2 separate regions of the Homo sapiens genome follow, and region 2 is linked to region 1. Evidence: chromatin contacts called from ENCODE Hi-C or POLR2A ChIA-PET data. All regions are on one chromosome and are shown on one strand. The core of a region is the stretch at or near the end of the contact, and the rest is flanking DNA. Distances in the headings are between cores, read along the strand shown. Region 1 overlaps PRKG1 (protein kinase cGMP-dependent 1). Region 2 overlaps PRKG1 (protein kinase cGMP-dependent 1).

Region 1 (5,469 bases), core at 759-3,258:
GTACAACTAACTGTATGTTTCAGGTGAAGGTGTTCAGAGAAGTTCAGAGGAAGGATTCAAATTTTGTTTATTAAATAATCTTGATTATTGTGGAAGTAGTCTAGTCCAAATGCTAAGGCGCTCCCATACAAATATCAATAATTTGAGATATGAAGGGGAGGTTGCATGTGTGTATAATTTTTTTATGCATTATGTTTTCTCTAAAATCAGGATACAGTTTCCATTAATCCTGTAATGAGTTCCTTGACATCAAAGTCCAATGGGCCATTATATCACAGGTATCTTTTAATTAAGGTCCATATAATGGGTCCAGGCATCTTCAGAGCAACAGGTCAGCTTCTACATGCCTATGTATTTGGGTCCTGTGCTGTGCTGGACTTCCAGGTTCTAATATCTCATTTGGAGATTGTTGTAAGTTCAGCCACTCTTTCATGCCAGAACAGATGAATTACAAAATGTTACTACAAATGAATACCTAAAAGTGAAATAAATCATGGGGATGATGAGGACCTAACAGATCTCAGTATGATTACAGCATAGATAATGAAGCAGGATGTAGCTGATCATGAGACTGCGGCAATGATATGGGAGCAGCTCTCACAACAGGGAGTGCCAGAGCAAGCCTTTGAGGAGAAAAGTGGCATGACGCGATTTGCTTTAGAGAATGTAGTGAGTTGATTTGTGCCCTCCCAAAAGATATGTCGAAGCCCTAGCCCTCAAACCTGTGAATGTAATTATATTTGAAAATAAGGTCTTCCAGATATGATCAAGTTAAGGTGCTGCCATACTGGATCAGGGTGGGCCCTCCATTCAATGACTGGTGTTCTCATAAAGAAAGATTTTGATACAGAGGCACACGCAGAGGGAAAACAGCCATGTGAAGACAGTGACAGAAACTAAAGTGATGTAGCTCCAAGACAAAAAATGCCAAGGACTGCTGGGAACCACCAAAAGCTAGGAGTGAGGCATGGAACAGATTCCTCCCTAGAGCTTCCAAAGGGAGTGTGGCCTGGTGACACTTTGACTTTGGATGTCTAGCCTACAGACCTGTGAAAGAATAAATTGCTATTGTTTTAGCCACCCAGTTTGTGTAATTTATTATGGCCACACTAAGAAACTTAATACAAATACTTTGTCATCATCACAAAGAGGGGAATGGATAAAAAGTGCGGAAGACTGGACACAGGGAGACCAATTAGGTGGCTGTCCTATAATTTAGACAGATCATGGTGGCACTAACAGGAACAGTGGCATGAGGGTGGTGAGAAGCAGATTGAGAGTTGAAGTTGAGAGTTATTTAAGAGGTAGAACAAACAGGATTCGTTATTATGAGAGGAAATTTTAGGAGAAGAAAGAGTCAAGGATAATGTCCAAATTTCTGGTTTGATAAACACATGTAATATTCACTTGAAAAAGAATAGACTTGATTGGAGTTGGAAAGAAAATGAGTTTACTTTTGTCCAAGGGATATGTGAGATACTTGTGTGACAGCTAAGTTGACTTGCCCCGTAGGAAAAAGTTCTGGGGTGGAGAAAAAATGTTACTATGATACTCTGTGCTTTTCCTATAGCACCTAGTACATCAATTATTTTAATCTCCTCTTTATAAATCCTGAAGAGGAGAATAACTCAGGCCAGAAAAGTGAGAGGACAGCATCTTTTTGTTTTGTTTTGTATTGTTTTGTTTTGTTTTGGACAGCCACAAATCCAGAACAACAGAAATAAAAATTCCCACCAGACATTGTGTTACTTTTTCCATAGATTATTCACTATAATCCTCACGAGAATAATCTTCACTAAAAACCAAATTAATTATAATATTCACTAAAATGAAAAACGTAAAAAAAAAAAAAAAAAAAAAAAAAAGCAAAACAATAAACCCTGAGAGTCTCAGGTGCTGGAAAGAGAAGGGTCCCAAGGCTGGAGAAACAAGCTGGAGCCGCACAGGAGTCATAAGGGCTGGGTGAAGGAGCCTGGTGATGGCCCCACGGGAGAGGGCGACTGGGACTGAGTCCTTCATAAGGCCAGAGCCCTGGAGCATTTCGACACAAAAGGCACACGCAGTATAAATAACTCTCTCTGTCAGCCCAAGTAAATGTCAAGAGTCTTTCTCTGAGAGAAACAGAAACCCAAGCCTTGTAACTGGAAGAACTGAATTCTTTCAATGTTATCTTCAAGTTACAGGGATATTAAGCTAAAACGTATCTTTGCAGAGGCAAATATGAAACATATAAAATAGGTACATAGAGATGCTTCAATAACGTGAGCACAAGAAAATCAATCCCTCAGTCCACTAACTCCACTGAAAATGGGTATGTGGTAGAAAATAAAAACACCAAAAAACCCCACCCCCACCCCCACCCAAGACAAGCACACCTCAGCTATACTAAACCACACACGGAAGGAAAGTTGGTGGAAGTGACAAATGGAAGAATGTGCACCCCAAAAGTGAAACTAACAGAAAGTTTCAAAGAATTTGACATTCTAAAAATAATTTCTGAAGACATACAGCAAAAAAAGATGATATAAGAAACAATGTAAAAGATATTTAAGATGTCCATTGCAGCAACATAGGATGCAGCTGGAGGCCATTATCCTAAACCAGTTAATGCAGAAACAGAAAGCCAAATACACATGTTTTCACTTATAAGTGGGAGCTGAACATTGAGTTCATGTGAACACCATCATGGGAACAATAGACACTAGAGAGTTGAAAAGAGGGGAGGCAGAGATGGAGGCAAGGGTTGAAAATCTACCTTTTAGGTACTATGTTCCCTACTTGGGCCATGGGAGTATTAGAAGCCTAAACCTCAGCATCACACAGTACACCCATGTAACAAACCTGCACATGTACCTTCTGAATCAAAATTAAAAATATGAATAAATAAAGGAAAAGAAAAAAGATATTTAAAAATAATAAAATAATGGCAATAATACCTCACATTTATCAAACACTTAGTATATGCCAGACATTATTCTAACATGCATACATACTATATACATTATTTGGCCTATTAATCACCTTGACCCTATGTGGCAAGCACTATTATTCTACTTTTACAAACCATGAAGCTGAAACAGAGATGAACATCAACAAGATCACACATTTCATAAACAATGGAGCTGGGGTTTGAACCCAAGAAGTCTCATTTCAGAGCTCACACTCCTAAGCACTTTGATGCACCAAGTAGAACTTCTAAAATTACTTTTATAAAATAGTCATTGGAACCTACTCAGTGTATTAATTGAACTGAAGACTTGATACAATTGAAGGAAGAAGTAGAGAATGGCATGACCATCTGAGACAATCTGCCCAGCTTCTATTAAAAATGTAGCACCGAATGACACAGAGAAAGAAGATTCAAATGTGAATAAGGAGGTAAGGACATATGATGATGAGGTTAGGTCTAGGCCACTAAAAGTTACAAAATGAGAGAAAAGAGAAAGCGGGGGAAAGAATATATGCAGAAATAATGCTGAGAATTTTCTAGGATTGAAAAAAAACTGCATTCTCAAAAGGAGATGCACAGAGTTTTATTCTTCATTTATTGATAAATATATCTGTACCTACATTAATTATAGCAAAAATGCATAATGTCAAAGACAGAAACAGCTACCAGAGAGACAGTTTACCTACAAAGGAATGGTGATTTGACTGGCTGCAGAACATGAATGTCAGAAGACAATGTAATAACACTTCAAATGAAATTTGACCTAGATATTTACACCTAACCCAAAATTCACTCATGTGTAGGCAAGGGCAGAAGGTATAAACCAATCATCTCTTCAAAGAATAAATCTAAAAGAAATGAGGTGGGTTACAGGAGCAATAGTGGGCAAAGGAATTTGTAAACGAGTTGATAAATGTTAAATAATTAGGTTTTGGTTGTGTCTGAAAAAATACAGTAATAATAATGATTAATATTTGGGGACCAGTAGAAAACTACCTAGAAGATTGGTAGGAGTAATTAATTTGGAGTTTAACACACTTAATATTATATTATTATTCAAGAGAGGAATAGAGCTATTGATTAGTGTTACATGTTAAATATACATATTAACATATAAAGGTTATAATCATTAAAATAGAAGAAGGTAAAACTTCTAAACGAAGGAATGACATAAGTGCAATGCCTATGACAATAGAAGGAAAAGAAAAAAATAATATATTGACCGAGAATGAAACAGAATAATATTTCACATGGGTAAAATTTTAAATACAAATATGAATACATATATACACAATAAATTATAGACATATTTATAGACACATGAGCAATGAGGATGCATACAATAAGCTTCAGAATGGTGATATTGGGAAGGAGAGGAAGTACGCGGGTGGGATACAAAAGCAGCTTGAATAGTTTTCATAACATTTTACTTCTATATAAATAAATAATAATCAAATTCAAATATGGAAAAATATTAAAATCCATATCCAGTACTTAATTTCTGTACTATAATTTTATTGTTTTATCTTTTCTTTTTTGTTTTTGAGATGGAGTCTCACTCAGGCTCACAGGCTGGAGGAGAGTGGTGTGATCTCATTCACTGCAACCTCTACCTCCTGGGTTCAAGTGATTCTCCTACTTCAGCCCCCCGAGTAGCTGGAATTACAGGCTTGTGCCATCGCAACTGGATAATTTTTGTATTTTTAGTAGAGACAGTGTTTCATCATGTTGGCCAGGCTGGTCTCAAACTCCTGACCTCAAGTGGTTTGCCTGCCTCAGCCTACCAACGTGCTGGGATTACAAGCATGAGCCACCATGCCCAGCAAAATTTTATTAATTTTTTAAAAGAAAAAAATATACATCAGAAGATAAAACAAAGAAGCAAGTTCAGAAATGTTAATTAACTTTTCCATGATCACAGACTATGAAGTGAAAACAAATAAGGAAATACAGATTTCTAATATTAATGTCTATTCAACTGACTTTGGCTAATTCATTTTTGCATTAACATGAACAGGGCCTGGCATGTGGCACAGGTACTCAGAATGAGAGGCAACAGCTGGGAAAGTTCTTGGAGGGAAGTTCCTTGCTGACAGTGGTTTGGTATTAAATGCCACCATTTAACAGGTAACTCAGGGCTGCACTTGGCATTCAGGGGTCTGTTCCAGGTGGAAAAGGGCCAACTCTCAGAGAACCAGAAGCTATGACCTAACGAAACTTAAAGATCACCTAGTTCAATTGGCTTAGTTTACAGGAGCTTAACTGGCTTGCTGAAAGTCAATCAATGAGTGGTTGACTCAAAATCTAATGCTATGTCAATTTTGCCAGTACACTAAACTTTATCAAGTGGTAGCAGAACAGTGCTGGTATGATGATATGATGATGATGATGAAGATGATGATGTAGATAAAGATGATGGTGGTAGTGATGATGACAGCTCACTTTAGGGAAGCATTAAACTAAATTATATGCACTCACCCAAATTCTTTGTAAGTATCCTTTTGATTCCTCCTCCAATA
Region 2 (5,469 bases), core at 1,630-4,129, 56 kb before region 1:
TTTGGAGTTGCACTATTCTGGTGTTAAACCCACCTCCATTCCCTCCATTCACAAGTGAAAGCCTCAATTTCCTCATCTGTAAAATGGGAATACGAGTAGCCACTCACTATGTGGTATTAAGTGAGATAATCAAACGTAAGTTTAACATAGTGCCTGGCCCAGCTGAACTGTGTTCTGTTGTTTATTATTTCTAATTCTTTTCATCCCCAACACCTTCATGGTTGTCTCTGTGGAGGCTCTATCTGGTGTTTTATAAAACACTCCTATTCAGAAACACAGTGGGGATTTTCTTTCTGCTCCATAGATGTAAGCAATGTATTTTCAATTCGTTATCACTTTCATAGTGGGAATTTTTGGTGAAATGAACATAATGGGCAGGAAACTTCTGTAGTGCTCATTGGGTTCTTCATAAATTATGTGAATGACTTATTTCTTAGTTGTTCATGGCAGCATAAGTTACTATCAATTGCTGCCAGCCAAAAACAAATAAATGAATAACAATAATAAACAAACTACCATCACAAAATAGAAAATATAATACTAAATTTAGCTTTTCCTGAAATATATTTCCATTTGACTATTAAGAAAGTGCCCACATCCTTTAAAAATATAATAAATACAAAATAGTGCTTCATTTTGAAGATATCTTCTGTGCATATAGATTTTTAAAAATGTATTCATCACAAATCTACAATATTTCAGAATTTTGTCATATTATCTGGCCTAAATTGGATATACTTTTAAAGTTGAATGCAATTTCCATGCAACAAAAAGAAGATGCATTGGTATTTTTAAATGTAGATTGGGGAAAATATCAAAGATCAGAAGAGTGACATAGTTAACAGAAATAGAAAATTTTATTTTAAAAAGGAAAACAAGTATGGCCTAAAGCCAGGTGTAGTACCTAGTAAAGTGACATATATTAAAACTGGAAAGAAGCATCACATTGGGGGGAAAAACCAACATATTAAACAATAAATTATAATATTTGCCATTTATTGAGCATATAGTACATGTCGGGAACAACATTAAACACTTCATACAAATATCATTTGTTGCACATAACAAAGGGTGGTGCTCTGAGAATAGAGGTTAGGGAATGCACCCAAAGTCAGATATAGCTAGTGAGTTACAGTTCTGGAATTTGAACACAGATCTGGCTGTCCCTAAAGTCATGTTCTTTCCACAACAGTAGGCTGCTTATATGCTTTGCTATCAGATTTAAACTCAACATTCATTAAAATGTTGAATAACCTTTGAGCAGTAAGTATTCACTGTCCATCATTATGAAAATTATATTTACTTGTTAATAGAACCAGCACTAATAGAGTTATGGGTTTCCAATTGTAAAACTAATATGAAAGGGTCATTTTCATTTTAAAATTGTTAGAATTCCCATCCATAGCTATGTCCTAGCCTGCTATATTGCTTTGTAATAATGTTGCCTAACAATAGAGAATTATTCATCGCCAAGCTCATTCAATGGCAAACTCATGTTGCCATGACGGTGTCATTTTATTTCTATTATTAAGGTGCTTGTAGCTCTCTAAGAGGGTGTCTGTAAATTCTGTTCTTGTGCACTCAAAGCCTGCTAGAGATAGAGACAAAATACTATCTGATTTAGTATTAACATATATATTAATCCTTGACATTAGTATATGACATGTATTAATCTCTCATTTTAGGAGTGATAGTAGAAATTTCTAACTTCTAAAGAGAGAATGTCAATGATAGAAGCTGACAACACTGTGATTTACTATGTATGTTTATATCTTTTATGGGTCCAAGGACCATGGTAAAGCAAATATCATTTGAATTTAAAGATGTAATATTACATATTCATATAATACAAAGGTCTTAATAAATCTGGGTTATTAAATGTATTTTTATCAGTAGATGTTATGATACTGGTTTCACACAGAACATCTACCAAGTTAGCGGGCATTTCACGTCAGAGCGGTTTAGAAGCAGGACAAGGAAAGAGAGGAGAAAAGCATTATTTTTTAAAAACTGAACTTACTTTCATTTGTACTTTTTTACAGATCAGGGTATTTAATAATTTCTAATAGAAGAATACAAGACATTTTGGTAAAATATTGAACACAAGAGAACTTTATAACTAGGGTTATAATGTTCAATTTATTTAATTAAAAACTTTTACCAAACACACATTACCTCTGAACATTCAGCACACTAGACTTGCTTTTTTATAATAAATAAATGTATATCTAGCCACATAACAGTCCACATCCAACATGCAAATTGTCTCTAAAAATAAAATCTCACGCTTATCTAGTTCTGTGCCTCTGTATTAGTTGATTTCGGTGTGCAGTTAATAAATACTTTAAAAAGCACTACTGCAAAAGTAGCTACTGTTTGGCAGATTAACAGGTATTTTTACAAAATTGCTGCTGATTAATTAGTAATTACAATCAAAGCTATGCAGTTTAGTAGTGGCCTCTTTTTAAGCCACTTCTAACATTTTCAGATGTGTTAGAAATTCCTTTCAGTGAAACAATAGAGCATGAAAAATATCCCAAAATATTTGCAAATATAGGTTTCCGTGCACTGACTCTGATATTCTTTGAACTTCGTCACTGGAATCTTCATCATCGCTGTATCCCAAAGTGGCGTCACTGTCAGTATCTGAATAATCCATACAGGGAATTTACATCGGCTCTTCTGGTTCTAAACCAATTCTCTTGTGTCTCATGGCTATGAGAGAACTCTAGCGTTCATTGATACCTCAGGGGAACAAACACAGAATGTATGAGGCCAAAGCAGAACATAGTTGATACAAAGTAGCTGTCAGAGTAGGGGCTCTCCCTTTTCAGCTCTGGAGCAACATGACTGCTGTCCACAGAGTCCCAGCACTCTCTCAGTGCCAGCCTTCATGGAAACTCGACACTACTCCAGTTGCTTATGAGCTTACAGCAATCCCGGGGTCAGAGCTCTTTACTCTCTGTCATGTGCAGCAGTTTAATGTCCCCAGTTAAGTTTAGTTCACACAGCACAAAGCAAATTCTTTTCATCTCAAAATCAAAAGCAATCTTACTACAAGGGGTAGGATAATCAAAATTGATAGGAAATGACAAGCATCAAAGAACCACAAAAAATGAAATAAATTAATTATAAACAAGAATTGTAGAGTTGGTGGTAAATCTGACTATGCTTTTTTGAAAATTGGATCCCTTGGCAGATAAATGTGCTTTAAGGAAAAGTCATATCAGGTCAATCACTAATTCCACTTTCCACTAAGTCCTGAAGCTCTTCCACCATGATTTATGCCTCCAACACTGTAATAAAACCCACAACCTAAGTGAACAATCAGCTAATACATGCAAATAATTATATACCTTCTAATCATGCTTGCACAGAGTAATCAACCAATAAATGTTAGTGACAATCATCATGATCATGGTCATCATCACGATCATCATCACTTTAGGACCCTCTGACATGGGGAAGCATGTGACCCCTTTTTATATACTTTGTCTCTAGTAGTCCCCTTCCCTAAGTTTCTATATAATAAATTAATCTCCCAATTATTTTCTGACACCACCTTCTCAATTTGTTTTGTTGACATTTCATCCCTAGCCCATAGATGATAGGTGTTTTCCCAAAATTCTGTTTTGGGCTTTCTTTTTGCTAGCCCTGCTTTCTCTCATTGAGGAAAACTCACATAACACTATGACGTCAACTATTAGTTTTACATGAGTGACTTGCAAATCTTCATTTCTAACTTTTACCTCTCTCCTGCTACATACTTCTATCTGGAAGTCCCATTGCAACCTGCGATTCAAACCTAACTCATTTTCTCCTAACCTCAAAACCACTGTTTTCCTTGGGTTCCCTATCATGGTAAATGGCATCAGCATTATTGCACTCACCTAGGCTCAAAAGATTGGATTCATTTTTTAACTCTTCCCCATCTCTCTTGTGTATATTTGGTCATATTGGTTCTATCTCTGTCTATCTCTCATATTCATCCTTCCTTCACATTCCCACAGGTATGGATCTACTGTGGGCCACCACTATCTCTGCCCTGCACCACTGATCTGGCCTCCTAAGTGATCCCCTCGCCTCTACTCTCTCCCCCTTCTAATCCTTATCTCACTCTGCCATACATTTTCAAATGTAAATCTAGTCATGTCAACTCTTTGCACAAGAACTTTTAAAGAAAACAAGAAAAATGTCAATGTTTCAATGTTTTCATGTATAGTTAGAGGTCCTCCAACTGTCTGATCTATCACCTTTCCAGGCACTATACTGACGACCCTCTGCTGCACTGGTGACAGATAACTGTTTCCTCAAAATATGACCACTGTAAATTCTGTCCATGCCTGTGCACATGCAGCTGACTCTTCTAAGAACCTTCTATTTCAGTTCATCCATAAAACTTCCATTATCCTTCAGTAGCATTTTTAAAGGATAAGAACAATTTTTACACATAAGAAATATTTCTACAGAGCTGTGTTTGGCGGCACACACTTGTAATCCCAACTACATGAAAGGCTGAGGCAGGAAGATCACTTGAGCCCAAGAGTCTGAGACCAGCCTGGGCAATGTAGCAACACCCCAACTCTACAAAGAAAGAAAGAAAAAGAAGTATTTTTGCATATTAATTACAAAAAAAGGGGGAAAATAAAAAGTACTGTAACACCATCTACCAGGAGATAACTAAGATTAACATCTTGGTGAATAGCCTTACAAACCCTTTATTCTTCTTATCTCTTTTTATTTATTAAATTAGAAAATCCACCTTTATTATGAAGTACTTATATGTCCCATGAATATAATAATAATAAACCAGCAATTATTTTAACAAATATTTGCCAAAGGTTAATATATTTTGTATGCCTGACCTTGCAGTCTAGTGGAGACAGATATCAAATTAGTACACAAACATACCCAGTAGCCCTCCCCTGCCCCACCACCACCTCCCCTCACCATTATCCACAGTTTCACTCAGTTACCCTAGGCTTCAGGTACCTGCAGTCAACTTCAGTCCAAAAATATTAAATGGAAAATTCCAGAAACAAGTCATACGTTTTAAATTGCACACCATTCTAAGTAGCTTAATTAAGCCTTACTCTGTCGTGCTTCCTCACACCGTGGACTTGAATCTTACCTTTCTCCAGTGTGTCCATGCTGTATATGCTCCCCAACCATTAGCCACTTAGTAGCAATCTCAGTTACCAGATCAACTGTCACATCACTGTCCCAAAGTGCAAGAGTAGTGATGCTGGCAATTCTGATATGCCAAAGAAAAGCCTTAAAGTGCTTCTTTCATGAAAGGTGAAAGTTATTGACTTGATAAGAAAGAAAAAAAGGTCATATGGTGAGGTTGCTAAGATCTATGATGAAAACATATCTTCTATCTGTGAAATTGTGAAGAAGGAAAAATACATTTGTGTTAGTTTTGCTGTTGCATTCAAACTGCAAAAGTTATGGCCACAGTGCATGTTA

The links. A loop is a pair of places that touch in the nucleus more often than their neighbours do. ChIA-PET counts read pairs that join two places held with the same protein, here RNA polymerase II (POLR2A). Pooled maps may share reads with other maps.
Region 2: a map of gastrocnemius medialis shows a loop between it and region 1 (6-fold over the local background). The contact joins two enhancer-like sites. A Hi-C loop is called at or near these places in 1 of 168 maps with a recorded cell type or tissue (gastrocnemius medialis) and 2 of 50 pooled maps. POLR2A ChIA-PET finds 5 or more read pairs at or near these places in 2 of 52 experiments (PC-3 and activated T-cell).

Annotation. Positions count from the first base shown.
Region 1 is chr10:52,068,555-52,074,023 of GRCh38, reverse strand. All of the region lies in intron 7 of PRKG1 (protein kinase cGMP-dependent 1), which reads right to left. Among named protein-coding and RNA genes, the nearest start is that of PRKG1-AS1, 240 kb to the left of the region's middle. Within about 2 kb of position 2,008, at least 3 of the 41 ENCODE cell types and tissues checked have a DNase peak (open chromatin) inside an H3K27ac peak, as active enhancers do; they include gastrocnemius medialis, where a contact is called at or near this core.
Region 2 is chr10:52,125,646-52,131,114 of GRCh38, reverse strand. The region is part of intron 7 of PRKG1 (protein kinase cGMP-dependent 1); the gene reads right to left. Among named protein-coding and RNA genes, the nearest start is that of PRKG1-AS1, 190 kb to the left of the region's middle. Within about 2 kb of position 2,879, at least 2 of the 41 ENCODE cell types and tissues checked have a DNase peak (open chromatin) inside an H3K27ac peak, as active enhancers do; they include gastrocnemius medialis, where a contact is called at or near this core.